2 separate regions of the Mus musculus genome follow, and region 2 is linked to region 1. Evidence: chromatin loops called from intact Hi-C (ENCODE). Cell type or tissue: gastrocnemius. All regions are shown on one strand. Each heading gives the region's core, and the rest is flanking DNA. Links, peaks and the distances in the headings are about the cores only. Region 1 holds the start of Dusp8 (dual specificity phosphatase 8). Region 2 holds the start of Gm10013.

Evidence for each region. Peaks named below come from ENCODE experiments on the same cell type or tissue, not always from the same donor. Only the 100,000 strongest peaks of a DNase experiment are listed, where the experiment ranks them.
Region 2: it touches region 1 in a loop (2.6-fold over the local background); 1 of 42 quality-filtered maps calls a loop at or near these places.

What each region holds. Positions count from the first base shown.
Region 1 is chr7:142,093,463-142,101,787 of GRCm38, forward strand. Dusp8 (dual specificity phosphatase 8) reads right to left here and starts at 1,822. Exons shown (of 7, transcript NM_008748.3): 1 at 1,461-1,822. It overlaps Gm32786 (a long non-coding RNA gene), which reads left to right and starts at 704. Exons shown (of 7, transcript XR_870057.3): 1 at 704-877; 2 at 2,215-2,616; 3 at 3,398-3,482; 4 at 5,148-5,336. In gastrocnemius, for the core only: CTCF peaks have their summits at 2,355 and 4,582 (motif pointing left); DNase peaks (open chromatin) are centred at 355, 964, 1,145, 1,884 and 3 more places; H3K4me3 peaks cover 2,750 bases; H3K27ac peaks cover 2,759 bases.
Region 2 is chr7:142,279,816-142,288,140 of GRCm38, forward strand. Gm10013 reads right to left here and starts at 1,124. Exons shown (of 2, transcript XM_011242029.2): 1 at 497-1,124; 2 at 387-459. The coding sequence starts at 1,124. The coding sequence ends at 410. It overlaps Gm45889 (a long non-coding RNA gene), which reads left to right and starts at 3,399. Exons shown (of 2, transcript XR_870059.2): 1 at 3,399-3,651; 2 at 8,253-8,325. B130016D09Rik (a long non-coding RNA gene) reads left to right here and starts at 3,648. Exons shown (of 1, transcript XR_003946899.1): 1 at 3,648-8,325. In gastrocnemius, for the core only: CTCF peaks have their summits at 4,309, 5,033 (motif pointing left) and 5,613 (motif pointing left); DNase peaks (open chromatin) are centred at 4,331, 4,611, 5,050 and 5,557; H3K4me3 peaks cover 1,866 bases; H3K27ac peaks cover 1,734 bases.

The DNA of each region.
Region 1 (8,325 bases), core at 31-8,030:
GGAGCTGTGGTCCTGAGAGGTCCAGTCAGGGTCTTTGGCTCACACATTTCTTAGGAGCACAGCATAACTATCTCTCTTGCTGTGGGTTCAGCCTCTCCCTGCTTCCTCTGTGAGCTGCATATTGAACTCTCTCCAAACCCACAGATGCACCCCACCGAAATACTGTCCAGTTGAAACTTCTGAGTTGAAACCTCAGTATCAGCCCAAGAAGAAAGATGTTGGCAGGAGTCCTATACACATTGACTTGAAGCATCTTTTTGCGTCTGTGTTCAGTGCTAAGTCCCCAGAGGTATCCTCAAGTATCCCCAAGGGCACAGAGCAGGAGGGAACGAGAACCTGCCCAGCAACTCTCCTGAGGTCCCTAAGCTGACTGCAGCAAGTCAGACATAAAGATGAACCTACAGCTCCTGGTCACATGATCTGCTCATCTGTATCAGGTGCCTGCTAACCAAATAGTGAATGCACGGGGACTCTGATCTCCCAGGGCAGAGCCTGGCACTGTAAGCTACCCTCACCCACCCAGCTACCCTAGGGGCAAGTAAATGTGAGGCTGGGTCTACAGGTCACTGGATTTCCATTCTGAATTCATTCATACTGTGAAAGAAGCCGTGCCCCTGACCCGAAGCACCTCCACCCCCACCCCATACTGCACAACAGAGCATTGCAGATGCCACACTGGTCCCCCACCCCCATCACTGCACCATCAAGGCCCCCAATCTATCTGCTGCAGGCGCAGCACACCCTGTCAACAAGGAGTCAGAGGCCAATTTATTCCAAGAGGTCTGATCTAGTGGAAGCTGAGCCTGTTCTTGCTCCTCCACCTGCAAGGTTTGGCACAAGGGTACCAGCAGCATCTGACTGGCCGCTCCCTCCCAAGGTAGGCAGAGAGGCCAGGGAGACAGGCTGCAGGAGGCAGCCGTGCCGGCCCCTCCCCCAGCATCGCGCCTACAGCCTCTGCGTCGGGTAAGGATGTTCTTTATCCGCAGAGGCGAGTGGAGCACCATGAAGTGGGGGTGACGGGACAGCCATGCGAGTCGAAGAGTGGGGGGGGGTCCTATAGCTTCCTCTCCAGATAAGGAGCCTACCGCAGGCCGGAGCCGACCCTCTGGCGTCGGAGGTTTCGCATCCCCCTGCCCGCTGCAGCCGCGGACGACCTTCTCCAAATCTGGCTGCCAGCGGGGGCGCTTCGCAGGGACTCTCACCGATCTGTGCTGGATCTCAGCCCTCCCCCGCGAATCCCTAGGTCTCTTATATATATCCCTCCAGATAAGAAGGAATATGCCGAGAAAGACAGCGCACTGCAGGCGCGGATCTGCAGCGCGCGCCGCTCGCGGGGCAGAGCCATTTATTCTCGGTGCTCCAAAGAGCTTCTTCCTTCAGGGCACACAACCGCAAAAACCTCCGCACGTCCTGGGCCCACACCCGGCTTAGGACTCGACCGCTGTCAGCGCCTGGCTCACCTGGCTCTCGCTTGCCCTGGGGTTGCCCCCAACGCCGGTGCCGCGCTCAGGGCGCCCGCTCCGTTCCGCCACCCATGGGCCCGTCGGGGGCCCGCGTAGCCGGGGCAAGGGCCGGAGAGGCGCGCGGGGCGCGTCGCCGCCGCCGCCGCCGTCGTCGCCGCCACCGCGGGGAGCGCTCGCTCGGGACGGAGCGCGCGTACTGCGGTCGGGCACGCGCGCTCACGGCGCGCATCCCAGCCCGCGACTTGGCGGGCGCGGCCGGCAGCTCCGGCCCGGCTCAGCGTCCGGCGTCCGGCGTCCGGGTGGGGCGGGGGTCCGCGGAGCCGGCTCGGCCACCGCGGGAGCCGCGAGTGACAGGCCCGGGGCGGAGGGCGGGGCTGCCGGTGGGGATGAGGTCATGCCGAGCGAAAAAGCCCCTGACGTCACCTGCAGCCAATCAGAGTGAGCCGCTCGGGGGCAGGTGACGTCAGCGGAGCGGGCGCTGGGTGCGGAGCCCTGGCGGCGGCCGTGGGTCTCTCTGCCACCGCCCTCCGTCCCCCGCGCCCCAAGCTTCTCGGGCATCGGTTCTTAAAGGGGCCACGCACGCCGCAGCTCCCCACCTCCAGGAAGCCTTCCCAGCTCAGGGCTCCTGGTATCCCCAAGAACCCTCTGCCTCGCGGCACTCTAACCAGCGTCTACTGTCCTAGTATGCAAGGGTCTCCCTCTCTCGGCCCGCCTGGACTGAACCTGTCACGGATTTCTCTCCTTCCCTTAGCCTTTGTTCGCGAGAGGACGCCCTCCCAGAGTGCGCCTCCCCTGCCCCAGTGCGGCCCAGGGAAAAGGGTCATGGAGAGCTGCGGCCGCAAAGGGCCTTACCTGCAGCATCCGCGTTTGTCCTCTCCACGACCCCTGGAGGTGGAAGTCCAGCTCTACACTTTGCAGAAGAAGCTCCTAGGCGATGTGGTTTGCCTCAGGTCACTCATCCCGGGAAATCAGGGGGCGGGGCTCCAGACCCACCGGTGTGCTCCCCAGGGCGGCGCTGCCCCCCTACCTATGACATCCAGTTCTTGACAGCTTCCAATGAAAAGCCGCTTGGAAACGACCTCTACTCCCACCCGGACATCTCCCCTGCCCGCTGGGGACTGTCGGCTCCATCCCACTGTGTGAACACAACCACGTGAGCACTCAAAAAACATGGGTAATTACAACTAGGGCAGAAATACACAGGGGTCAGGCAGGTCTCAGAGGAAGGGGAGTCTTGTGCCAAAGTGGTCCACCTGCAAACATAAGCCACGTTTCCCTTAGTTTTCCCTCCTCCTCGGGAACAGGTTGGCAGAAAATTCTTTATTGTATGCCAGGCTGGTCTCAGCCTTCTGAGTGATGAGATTACTAGCACCCACCATGATGCCAGACCTTCTCAGATACTTCAAAAACGTGGCCCTGACTAGGTGGACAGTGAGGTGACCAGATAATATGAGTCTCGTGGGGGGTGGGAGGGGGGTGGAGTGTCCTGAACTTTCCCTGGAAGTCCAGCCTCTCACTCGATGAAGGGCAGAGTTTAGGAGATGGCTGGTTGAAGGAAGGGTCACAGAGAGTGAAGCAGGCACAAAGGAAGGAGCACTCCTTTGCTAGTATAGATTGTGTGAAGAATACTGCAGACCACACTAGGTGCTGGGCAAGGCTCTGCAGGGACCTTCTCCTTTACCCTACTGTATCCAGCTTGGCTTGGTTCATTATGAGTGTTTAGAACCGGCTTGCAGAAACCTCTCTATGTAGCCCAAGGGGAGTCTGGGAGTCTAGCCTGGGATTAATACAGGTTGGAGGGAAGAGGTGTCTCTGGCTCAGAAATAGCACAAAACAAACAAACAACTTGGGAGTGCTGCCAGGAAGGAAGCATGGGGAGCCCCAGGGATGTTTGGGGTTGGCTCTGGGTTCAGATCTTTGTCTCCTTGACTCAGGCTGAGCCCTAAATGCTGTTGATACCTCCTGCTGAAGGTAGCCCTCGAGGCTGAAGATGGCCAGCTCTACTGGATGCTTACTCAGGTCAGTGTTGGGGTGGTTGATGTGCTGGCTTCCTGCCCACTCTGAGTCCAGGAAATGGGGAGTTTGGGGGTCTGGGGAGGGGGAGTAACGCAAGCCGAGACCTGGGCAGATTCAGGCAATCGGGTCATGTAGGATTCAGGAGGAGGCAGCAGCAGCCCTGAAAGAGCTTGGGGCGGAAGGTGTGGAGGCTGACAAAGGAGTTGTTGGGTGCTAGTGTGTGTGTGTGTGTGTGTGTGTGTGTGTGTGTGTGAGAGAGAGAGAGAGAGAGAGAGAGAGAGCAAGCATTGCTTTTCACTCTTCCAGTCTCAAGAGGAGCCCAGTAGATACCCCTAAGAGGGTATCCAGGTGAGGAAGAGTGTGGCAGGGTATGGTCTGATACTCTAGGAGTGCCCAATTAGATCTCAGTTGTGCTGGGGGCAGATTCTTGCCAGGTTCAAGCACCTTCTGGAACCCCCAGGTAAATGGGCTTACCCAGTAGCCTGTCCCCACACTTTTGAAACTGGAACACACAATATTGTATACGATATAATCCAGTTGCAAGAAAAAAAACCTTAAAGTATTTCAAGTAAGCTTATAATTTTGGGTTAGGACATACTTATGGTTATACACATACAATTTGTGGGTAGACATGCTAGGCTCTACCATATAGATGACACTAGTTATGGCCCATTCCAGCAGTACCTGCTCTGTAGACCTGTGCCTTCTCAGTGGGTGCTGGGTCATCCCCATCTTCTTCATCTTGTTCCCTCACACCCCAAGGAATGAGGCAGTCTGGAAAGTTGATGAGAAAGGTTTGGAGCTAGCAAAGCAGTCTCAGGGTGTGGTTTCTTCAGAGCCGAATCCAGTCAGCTGCATCTATCTGTGCCAACAGAGGACAAGATCCAACCTCTGGCAGACTTTCTGCACCACACTGGCCCCAGGCCTGAGGACACCTTTTAGATTCTTTTGTGTTGACAGAACCCTGCAAGTGCTAGCGGCTCGCCCAGACTAAGGCAGTACTGGCTGCTGCAGAGTGCGGAGCCTGGATGTTCACTCAAAGTCTAGCAGGTGCAGCGAGCTTGGGTCTGTCTGCTCTGTCCACGTGCGCCCTCTGCTGCTCACAACAGTACACTGTGCAGGCTGGCCGCCTGAGGTGCAGCTAGGAGGTCACCCCAGAGACTGACCCACGGCCTGGCAAAGAAAAATGATTGTTCAGCTCTGCTTCAGTTTGTGAGGCATTAGAACCACCTGTGCCCTTGGACTGCCCAGCCTGACTTCTAAGGCACAGCAGATGTCCCTTTCCTGATTTAAAAAAAATATATATTTACCTTTATTACCACAAGTGTGGCAGTGCCAGGGATCCAACCCAGTGCCTTTTGGATGCTAGGCAATTACTTTGTCACAGAGCCATATCCTCAATCTTTATTTTTAAATTATATTTTAAAGTCAAATACGCATGTGCATTTTCAACACTGAAGAGTACAACCCAGAAGCCTTGAGAATATTCATTTTGCTATATATTGCCACCACCATCCATTTGCAGAACTCTGTGTCTTCCTACAGAATGGAACATTGGTCCCTGCTAGAATTTATCTTCCTCAGCCCCATGTACCACCGTTCAAACTGTTTTTTTTTTTTTTTTAGCTCTTTAAAAAGGAGATGTTCTTTGTTATTTTTTCTTAACAGATGAAGTGGCTGTTACTTATTTATGTTTAATGTCTATAAACATTTGCCTGCATGTGTGGGTGAGCACCATACTCACACAATGCCCTCAGAAGCCAGAAGATGAAGTCACATGCCCTGGAACTGGGTTTGCAGACTGTTGTGAGTGACATGTAGGTGTTGGGAACTGAACCTGGGTCCTCTGCAGGAGCAGTAAGTGTTCTTAACTGCTGTTCTTAACCTCTCTCTAGTCTTCCTGTTACTATCTACCCCTTTAAAATATAAACTTAGCATGCGAAGTTATGGGTTTCATTATGATACTTCACACACACACACACACACACACACATACACACACACACACACACCACAACTGCCCTCCACCATCCCCATGCCTCTCTCTTTCTGGCAGCTTTTCTGTCCCCCTAGTAGCTCCCCCTGCTTCCCTCACACAGATTCCATTTTCCTCTCTTTCTCCTCTCCCACATCCCTTAGGGTCCCTTCTCATTGTTCTCTTTTTAGTTTGTGTGTATGCAGATGTGTGTGTGCTTTCACATGGGCATGCACTTTATGTGCATTTGTGCACACATAGAATATATCTTCTTCTATCACTTTTGCCTTTGAGACAGAGTCTTTTCCTGAACTTAGAACTTCTACTTTTCTAGCTATGCTAAAAGCCAGCAAGCTCCAGAGATCTTTGTCTTTACTCCTGTGAGCGCCAGGGTTACAAGCATCTCTGAGACTTTGTTACATTGGTGCTTTGACCCAAAGCTGGTTCTCAGGCTTGGCCAAGTAGCACTCTTAACACCTGCGCCATCTCCCCAGCCTTTACTTCTTCTAGATTCATGTCCTGTACCCCTTCCCACCACCACCACCAAAAATGTCTGCATTCTTTTTACAAGAGAAAACACGTAGTGTTTGTCTTTCTGAGCCTTGATGTATTTCATTTAATGTTGTAGTTGCATCCGATTTTGTGTGTATTTTCTCTAGCCATTCATCTGTGGATGGATATCTAGAGTCATTCCATTTCCTGGCTGGTGTAGCAGCAAATGTGGGTGTGCAAGTATTTCTGTGGAATATGGACCTAGCCTTGGTCTATGGCCCTGGGGGCTACTAGTAGTTGGGCTATATGGTAGTCCTATTTTTATTTGTTTGGAAAACATGCATACATCAGGGAAATGTTAATTAAATCCAGTTTGGAATTCCATCTCGCCCCAGTCAGACTCAAGAGAACAAAAGCAACAGATGCTGATGAGAATGTGGGGGACAGTGAAGCCTCTTCTCTATTGTCAGGGATGTAGACTGGTGTGGCCACTATGGAAGATGATGGGTTGGCAACTAAAAATGTTTGCATTTAAGTAAACAGACTCCCCTTAAGCCCAGCCCTTCACTTGTTCATGGGTGAATGCTGTCAGTACTCAGACACAGATGTGGAAATGGGTATGGACTCTGCCGTTATGCTTCTCCAAGCCGGGGAAATGCTTCTTCATTGTAGCTCTCCCACAATTACGTCCGTGTGTTGCTGTATTTCCAGGAGGCTTGCAGTGCTATTCCAACCGGTGTTTATCCCACCCCTAGCCCTTTCCTGAGACAAGATGTTGCTCTGTAACCCACTGACCTTGAACTCACTCTATAGTCCAGGATGATTGGAGTTCATGGTAATCTCACTGCCTCTGCCTTCTGGGTGCTGGAATTACAGGTTTCTGACATCATAGGTACTACACACAGGGACTTACAGGTGTGGTGAAACTACAAACACAGTGTGGGAAGCCACCCACGGACCTGGTGTTTTCATTCCTGCTGATGTGACAAATACTCAAAAACAACTTTTGGGTAAGTGAAGGTTTATTTGGATTACAATTCTGGGTCATCTATTTTAAAAATTGTTTTTTTCTTAATACATGTGCGTACATGTTTGAATGTGTATAGCTGCAGGCGCATGTATGTGTGGGTGTGCATAAATGGATGTAGAAGCTAGAGGTTATTATCTAGAGGTATCTTCTTTAATTGTTTGCCACCTTATATTAGGCCAGGATCTCTCATTTGAACACAAAGCTCACCTTCTTGGTTAGTCTAACGACCTGGCTTATTCCAGGGATCTCTTGTCTCTGTATCCTGAGTGCTGGGACTACAAGCCTACCTTATGTTTATGCAGATGTTGAGGATTCAAAGTCAGGTCCTCAGGTTTGCACAGCAAGCGATTTACCCAGTGAGCTACCCCTCCAGGCCCCTTTTATTTATTTTTTAATAGATTAGATTATTTATTTAATAATGGGTGGTGTTCTTCCATGTGTCCTTAGTACACATTTCAGACTATTTTATTTTTAAATTATGGCACAGACTTACAATGAAACCTGGGCAGGGGTTGGGGGCGGCAGGGGACACAATATAACAAGTATCTAGCTGCCACATGAAGTAAATTCAACACTGTCCTGTTTTGTCCTCATTGTCTCAGATTAGAAAAGCAACAGGAGACATCCCATTCCCACCACTTCCCACCTCCCCAGGCTACTGTGCCCAGTGGCAGTTGCTACCTAGGTATCCTGGTTAGCTTTACCTGTCAACTTGATACAGTCTAGAGTCAATTGAGAAGAACTGAAGAAGAACTGCCTAGACCGGATTGGTCTATGGGCCTGAGTGGGAGGGGTTATTTTGATTGTTTATTGCTGTAGGAAGGCCTGCCCTACTGTGTAGTGAAACCATACCTAAGCCCGTGGTTCTGAACCGTATAGAAAAGCTAGGAAGCATGAACCAGCCTGTCTGCTAGCCAGCAAGCCATTCCTCCATGGTGCTTGCCATGATTCTTTGATTGTAAAGTGAGTTCCTGGGTCGGAGGTAATGCTGTGTAGAATAGCAAGCAGACCTATGTTCAAACTCTTGCCTCAGGTTCCTGCCTTAGTTCTTCTCAGTGATGAACTGTGACCAGGAATTGCAATCCAAATAAACCCTTTCTCTCCCAAAGACGTGTTTGGTCAGGTTTTTGTAGTATTTGTCACACCAACAGAAAAGAAACGCGAATACCAGGTTTGTGATCGTCCTCCTGTATGGTGTGTGTTGTTTCAGAACATCTGTAGGTCCCTAAGTACAGGTAGTTTTTTTGTGTGTATGTGTGTGTGCTTTGGAGTTAAACTTCCTTAAAATTGGTGACTGGAGCGATGTCCAGTCACTTTGGAGCACTTTGGAGCACTGGCCACTCCTCCAG
Region 2 (8,325 bases), core at 95-8,094, 190 kb after region 1:
GAAAAAGAGGAAACCATGAGTGAGAGCAAGGGACAGGGAGGGGTGAATGAATGAGGCATGCTTGCATTGGTTCATGGGATGTGTTTATTAGTTTGTGATTTTGAACTTAAGATAAAGCAGGGATTGCTATTCCTTGGCTGAACAGTCCAAGTAAGTCTGAATGCTCACCTTATTGCACGAGTGGGGGGGCTGTGGTAAGGGCACTAGAGGTAGCATGACTGCAGAGGGGGATTTGTTAGCTCACAGTAGATGAGCAGATGGCCTCTTTGTGGCACTAAAAGCCAAATCTGAGTTGAAATTGTAGGAAGCAGGAGTGCTAAGGGAACATGCAAGATATCAGGAACCTGGTGATCAACTGGAGGCCACAGCTGAGGAAGCAGTTCAGAGGGGTGGGGTCAAGTTGAGAATCTTAGATTTTGCCTTGGCAACAAATGTGGACATTGCAGCCAGCTTCAGCAGCTGTCCTGACAGCAGGAAGACCCGCAGCCCGATGAACAGCAGGGCTTGCAGCAGCTGGACTGACAGCAGCAGGGCTTACAGCAGCTGGACTGACAGCAGCAGGGCTTACAGCAGCTGGACTGACAGCAGCAGGGCTTGCAGCAGCTAGACTGACAGCAGCAGGGCTTACAGCAGCTGGACTGACAGCAGCAGGGCTTACAGCAGCTAGACTGACAGCAGGAAGACCCACAGCCTGAGGAGCAACAGGGCTTGCAGCAGCTGGACTGACAGCAGCAGGGTTTGCAGCAGCTGGACTGACAGCAGGAAGACCCACAGCCTGAAGAGCAGCAGGGTTTGCAGCAGCTGGACTGGCAGCAGCAGGGCTTGCAGCCTCCACAGCTGGAGCAGGAACAGACAGGCACACAGCAGCACACAGGCTTGCAACAGCTGGAGCCACAGCCTCCACAGCTGGAGCCACAGCTGCCACATCCACCACAGCTGGAGCCACAGCCTCCACAGCTGGAGCAGGAACAGACAGGAACACAACAGCACACAGGCTTACAGCAGCACACAGGTTTGCAGCAGCTGGAGCCACAGCCTCCACAGCCTGAGCCACAGCCCCCACAGCTGGAGCCACAGCCCCCACAGCTGGAGCCACAGCCTCCTGAACAGCCACAGCAGGTCATGGCTCTGGTGTTTGGTTGAGGATGGAGTAGATCAGAGGAGCAGGTGGAGAGGAAGGTGTGCTGGTGTGGAGCCTTCTGACCCTGGGGTCTTTATATCCTGCCCAAGTCAGGTGTGAGGATGCCCATGCTCACTTCCTGGATCCTGGATGTGTCATAGCTTAGGATTCTCTTGTGCATGGTGTTGTCTGGTCCTATATATTACTTGTTTCCCTTTTCCTTTCTCAAGCAGACTACCTCATCTTCCTTCCCACAGATGTTCCCATTAACTTGTAAACATTAACAAGTGTCCATCAGAAGATGCCCAGCCCCCTTCCTTTGAGCTGTAAAGAGACATGGGCAAACCTTGTTCCCATCCCATCCCATCACTAGCACTTCCTGCTGTTTGTGTGCCTGCCTCCTGGGTTTCAGGCTCCACTTGCCCACCTCAGCACTCACTCTCATCAGGCTGTAACATTGGTGGCTTCCTCCTCTGACCTGAAACCTGTGACTCACAGGTCACTTGGTCATCTTCTTCTCCTGGGCTATGCCAGACCTTGGTATTCACAAGCGGGATTTGAGGGAATTGCCCCATCCTTTCTTCCCAACATGACTTTCCTTTCTTAGAAAATATCATCCTGTGTAAGTGTAGTGTTTTTCAACAAACTAGAGTGTGGACATGTATGTCTTTCATCCCAGCATCTGGGAGCCAGAGGCAGACAGATCTCTGTGAGTTCTAAGCTAGCTGGGTCTTTATAGAGAGTTACAGGTCAGCCAGAGTTACAAGGTCACAGCACAGATCTAAATCTAGAGGGAGGTTCTGAATTCCCAGGTTCTTCTACTGTATTCCAGTGAGTTGTATGGACCCATGGGCAGGTAAAGGATGGGAGGGGATTCATTCCTGGGGAAGATTCCACCTTATGAGAGCCATGAGAATGATGGGTTGGTAATGGGCATGACCATACTTTGACCAGGACTGCTTAGCTATGGACACCTCCTCTCCATTTAAATCTGAATATCAAGTAGGGATGCCAGAGAGTGGCCCTCTCTGTTCCCCTTTCAATGTGGCCACCTCTACTAAGTGTCTCTTCTCTGTGTTTTGTTATTACTAGTCTGTGTAACTGTGCTGTGGAGGAAGGGTGGTTGAACCTTGATTTTTAGAGCTCCAGGGCCCAACCTCCAGATCCTAAGTATTTCACTGAGGATTTGAGTAGACAGTCAAGATATGCTCACAGCTAGGTGACCTGGGTTGGAGCGAAGTATAGGGATCCACCCTGGGGCAGTATTACTTTGCCTGACAAAGTTTCTCATCTTCCCAGTCAACCAGTATTAGCTATTTTGACTCTACAGGGTACAGCAGAGAAATAAATTGAGTTTTTTGAGAGCATCAGCCTTTCTTGGCCATTGGTGAGCTTAGCTGGGAAGTTCATATGAGGAAGAAGGACCCTTCCTTCATAAGAGAGTCCTTGGGGCTCAGAGCAGCAAAGGTGACATGGAGTAATTTACAACTTTGCAAATCTGGTCCTCAGCACCCTGTGGCACCCTGAATGAATGCAGAGCACATCTTAACAATCCTCCTGCAGGGGACATCACTCCCTCCCCTTCCTTTTTAGCTGAGTAATCAGGAGGGCACAGTCTTACCCAGCAGCTGGTCTCATCTTTCTGCTGCTCTGCTTTGTCTTTTGGTGAACACATTCGTATGTGGGTTCATCTCTTTATTTCCTATCCTGCTTATTTTTGACCTTATTATGTACTCAATCTTGCAGGGCAAGCTTGATTTTTAGTGTGTACTATAAACACCTAATTTGGTTGCATGTTAGTGAGAGACTTGGGTGTAGGATGACTAGCAGGGGTCCTGTTTTATTTTGTTTTGTTTATTTGTATGAGGACATAGATGGGCACCCTAAATGTTGGAGACCATACCATAAGAAAGTAGGCCTTTCAAAGTTTTCCACCCTAACAAGCCAAATGGCCTTGTGCTAAGGAGCTGGTCTTCACCCCCTCCTCCCTGTTTCCTTCCTGGCACCTGAGGCTGTAAAAAGCTGAATTATAGTCCCCTCTTCCTTATCTCTTCCTGACTCCCAAGACTTCAAAGGACATGAGTTACAAGCTGAGCCCAGCCTGACACCCAAGGCTGTTAAGGAGGATTCTACATTCCAGAGATAAGAGTGCCTGGCCGCCTGCAGTTTGAATTAGGCCTTCATGTCCCCAGATGCCCACTTCTTTGTTCTTAGTTGATCCCCCTCAACCCCTCCCTATTCCCCTTAAAACCTGGCATTTCAGCCTAATAAACTGAGACCTTGATAGGAACCCTTCTTTGTCTCTGCGTCTCCTTCCTTTCCTCGCATTTCTCTTCAGGTTTGTGGTCCCCCTTGCACCCAGGAAGAACTGGGTCCTGCTGGGTGGGACAAGTGGCGCCTAACTGAGGTTCGGAGCGTTTTGCCTTAGGTGGAGATTACGGAGTTTGACTCCCCCAGAGAAGTTCGTAGGGACCCCAAGAAAAAAGAAGTGAAGGACTGCTTCAGCAGCTCACCGGAGAGAGAAATCCTTGGTAAGTGATTCATCTCCACTGAGAAATGGGAACTAAGCTTTCTAAAGAGGCAGCCTTTATAAAAGGCTTAAAGGTGGCTCTCAGGGAAAGAGGAGTTAGAGTTAAAAAGAAAGATTTGATAAACTTTTTTATTTTCATAGACCAGGCAGGTCCATGGTTTATTATAGATGGCGCAGAGATACATTGTAAGAAATGGATAAGAGTAGGAAGAGAATTAAGTGAAATTTTGGCAAAGCAGGACCCCGATGCTATTCCTGCAAATATATTTACTTATTGGAGTCTAATCCGTGATTTAATACAAAGTGCAGTTGATGATCCAGAGAAACAGCAGCCTTTGTCAGTGGCAGAATATTGCCTCTGTCCCCTGTCTCTGGAAGCTTCAGAGAGCTCCCTCCCTACTAAAAAGCCTCCAATAGCTGCAGACAGGCCCGAAGTCCTGCAGACTGCTCTCTACCCCCATATCCCGGTAAGCGCATTGCCTGCTGACCCGCCACTGATCAATCTAGAATTTAAAAAATCTTTGGCTGAAAGCCCTTTAATTTCTGGGGACACAGACACTTTAGAGGAAGAGATAGTCCGTCCCCGTAAGCCCGAGCGATTGCCGGGCGCTTCAGCTCCTCCCTGCAATGCCTCGTCCTACCTGCCACCAATCTGCGCTCCCGAGCCGTGGCCCCAGGCGCTGCCGGTCCCTACTCTCATTGATGCTAAAGACAAGCTCGCGTCTCAGGTAGCAGGATTACAAGAAGTTTTAGAGCTCCAGCAACAGTACGCCCGCCTTTCCACAGAGCTCGCTTCACTCCAAAATTCTTTAAAAGAGACTATCCTTGCCCCTCCCCCAGCCTCAGCCTCGGGCGGCGTAAAAAAGAAAGCTCCGCGAGCGGTAAAAACTAAAACATTGGCTTCCCCCGTAATTACTCGCTCCACGAGAGCTGCTAGCTACGACCCGCCCACTTCTACGGCGGAGACACAGCCCCCAGCCACCCGTGCCGAATCTGCTTCTGCAGAAATTGGGCCTTTAGAAAGGCCCCAGGCCGACCTCTCCTCGGACACTAACAGCGAGGGCGGAGAAGATTATGAGTGTGAAAACGAAGTAGAACGTGAGCCAGAGGAACAAATTTCTGCTCCTGTCCAACAAACAGAATTCCGCAGACTACGTTTTAAGCTCTTAAAAGAGCTTAACTCTGCGGTTAGAACTTATGGCCCATCTGCCCCCTACACGCTTTCGCTCCTAGAAGCTCTTCCGGGAGGCGAACATATGCTCCCTAGTGAGTGGATCAAAGTAATCCAAACTGTGTTAACACGCGGGCAATTTCTCTCATGGAAAGCCGATTTCCTCGATCGGTGCCAGACAATTGCAGTGGCTAATCAGAAAAATCCTCGGGCGCCATCTGCTGGCTGGACCTTTGAAAAGCTTTCTGGTCAAGGTAAATACGCGACAGAAGCCAGGCAAAAACACTTCTCTGTGGGTCTTTTGGCTCAGACTGCTAATGCAGCCCTGGGAGCTTGGCGCGGTATTCCTATGAAAGGTTCAGTTATTACGCCTCTAACCAAAGTCATTCAAGGAGCCCAGGAAGACTATAGTGATTTTGTGAGTCGTTTGCTTGAGACTGCAGAGAGGACCCTGGGTCATGCAGACAATAAACTTGTTAAACAATTGGCTTATGAAAATGCTAATTCGGCATGCAAAGCTGTCTTGCGCGGTAAGATTAGAAACAAGGATCTTAATGAGATGATTCATCTTTGCCGTGATGTAGATATGTTCACTCACAAAATGTCCCAGACAGTCAGTCTTGCAATGGGTGCAGCTCTTCAGCCTGTTATGGCATTAGGCGCGGCTCTTCAGCAAGCCAGCCGGCAGAAAAGCTGTTTTAAATGTGGTCAGCCTGGACACTTCGCACGACAGTGTCCCACTGCGCTTTCCCTTAACGGTGCTCCAGCACCACCTACTGACTATTCTTCTCGGCCTACACGGCCCAATTTTCTTTGTCCACGCTGCAAAAAAGGCAAACATTGGGCAAGCACCTGCCGATCCCCAACAGATGCTTCTGGGAATCTCCTGCCTCCCTTTTAGGGAAACAGGTATGGGGGACATCCCAGATTCCCCAAAACCACCCCATTTCTTCCAGCCACAGGGAACAGCCGGCAGACAAAACAGCCACTGGTCTCTCCCGAGCCACTACAGGTAGCGCAGGATTGGACTTGTTTTTGGACTCAGTTTTAACACCCCCCCCCCACGCCCCCCGTGAGAGGATGGCGTTCACATCCTTCTCAGGGGGTCTATGGGCCTCCTCCACCCAATACTTATTTTCTAATATTAGGGCGTGCTTCCGCTACTTTAAAAGGACTTACTGTCCATCCCTCATTAGTAGATAATGACTACACTGGAGAAATTAAAATTTTAGTTAGTGCCTCTCAAAGTCCAATATCTATATTCAAAGGGCAACGTCTAGCACAAGCCCTGCCTCTACCTTTAGACACTTCCTATCCTTTAGACACTTCCTATCCAGCAATGGGCACACGTCGTGGCTCCTCGCAGCCAGGGTCATCAGACCTTTACTGGTTCCAAGCAATTACCAAAGACCGCCCTACACTCTGCCTTAAGATAAACAGCAAGAGCTTTGAGGGCCTCTTAGACTCAGGTGCTGATTCCACTGTAATCTCACAAAGTGCCTGGCCCGCTGCCTGGCTGTTAAAGGCCTCTTTAACTCATTTACAGGAAATTGGACAATCAAAAAATACTCTCCAGAGTTCACAGTTATTGACTTGGGAAGATGGTGAGGAAAACTCTGGCTCTATTCAGCCTTATGTTGTCCCTGGTCTGCCTGTTAATTTATGGGGGAGAGACATTCTCTCTCAAATGAGACTCATTATGTGCAGTCCCAATGAAGTCATTACTCAACAAATGCTCACCCAGGGTTATCTCCCTGGACAGGGACTGGGTAAAAACAGCCAAGGGAGGCCTACACCAATAGAGGCCGCCCCCAAGATGGATCGTGCAGGCTTAGGTTACAACTCCCATTTTTCATAAGGACCATTGCTCTCCCTGCACGCCAGACAGATAAGATTACATGGAAAGATGATACCCCTGTCTGGCTTGACCAGTGGTCCCTCCCTGCAGAAAAATTGTCAGCAGCCATAGAGTTAGTGCAGGAACAGTTGGCAGCTGGACACATTGGATCTTCCACTTCGCCTTGGAACACCCCTATCTTTGTTATAAGAAAACGAAATGGTAAATGGAGGTTGTTACAAGATCTTAGAGCAGTTAATAAGACCATGGTCCCTATGGGGGCCCTACAACCTGGGATCCCCTCTCCAGTGGCTATTCCCAGGGAATATGCAAAATTAGTGATTGATTTAAAAGATTGTTTCTTTTCCATTCCTCTTCATCCTGAAGATTGTAAACACTTTGCATTTACCCTCCCAGTGGCTAATTGTATAGGGCCTTCTCCTTGCTTCCAATGGAGGGTCCTTCCTCAAGGCATGGCCAACAGTCCTACCCTTTGTCAGAAATATGTGGCTGCCTCTTTCCCCCTTTTAGAAACCGTTCCTTATATTCACCCTTCTACCAACGCATCTCCAATGTTTGCTAAACTTCAGAACCTTATTCTTGCTAGAAATCTTCCCTTTTTTTATTGGCCATATTCGTGCTCATTCTGACCTGCCTGGACCTTTGTCTGAAGGCAATGATATAGTTGATCAGGCCACCCAGGTAATAGCTTCTGCTTTGTCTATTACCCCTCTTGCTGCTGCTCAACAGGCCCATGATTTACATCATCTCAATGTCCATACCCTGAGGCTTAAATTTTCCATCACCTGTGAACAAGCTCGACAAATTGTCCAGCAGTGTAAGGGCTGCCTGACCCTTTTACCTGAGCCACATGTGGGAGTTAACCCCCGAGGACTAATTCCTGGTGAACTGTGGCAAATGGATGTTACCCACTACACCCCCTTTGGAAAGTTAAAATATATTCATGTCTCTGTTGATACCTTTAGTGGTTTTACCTGTGCATCTTTACAAACGGGAGAGGCCACCAAACATGTTATCAGCTATGTTCTCTCCTGCTTGGTGGCTGTGCCACAGTCTAAGATCCTCAAGACAGACAATGGCCCAGGATATGCTAGTGCCAGCTTTAAACAGTTTTGTGCTCAAATGGGCATTAAACATATTACTGGCATTCCCTATAATCCCCAAGGCCAAGGTATTTTAGAAAGAACTCATCAAACCCTTAAAAACATGCTTTTCAAATTACAGTCTGGGGAGGGCGGGAAATTCTATATCCTCAGTCTGGTAACTCCAAGACACTTTTAAATCATGCATTATTTGTCTTAAATTTTCTTACATACGACAATGCAGGCAAGTCTGCTGCAGATCGCCTCTGGCATCCTTCTACTGCAAATAACTATGCACAAGCTATTGGAGAGACCCTTTGTCCAATAAATGGCAGGGTCCAGACCCAGTCCTTATATGGGGCAAAGGACATGCTTGCATCTATGATTCAAGAGCACAAAATGCTAGATGGCTCCCTGAGCGCCTAATAAAACCATATAACTGTCCAGGGAAGAAAAACCCTGAGGAACTTTCTAAATGTGCTTCTTTGCAGAAAACTGAAAGCGCCTCGAAAGAAGCCACTCCTGATCATCGAGATTTGGCTGTGTCTTTGCCTGATGAGAAGC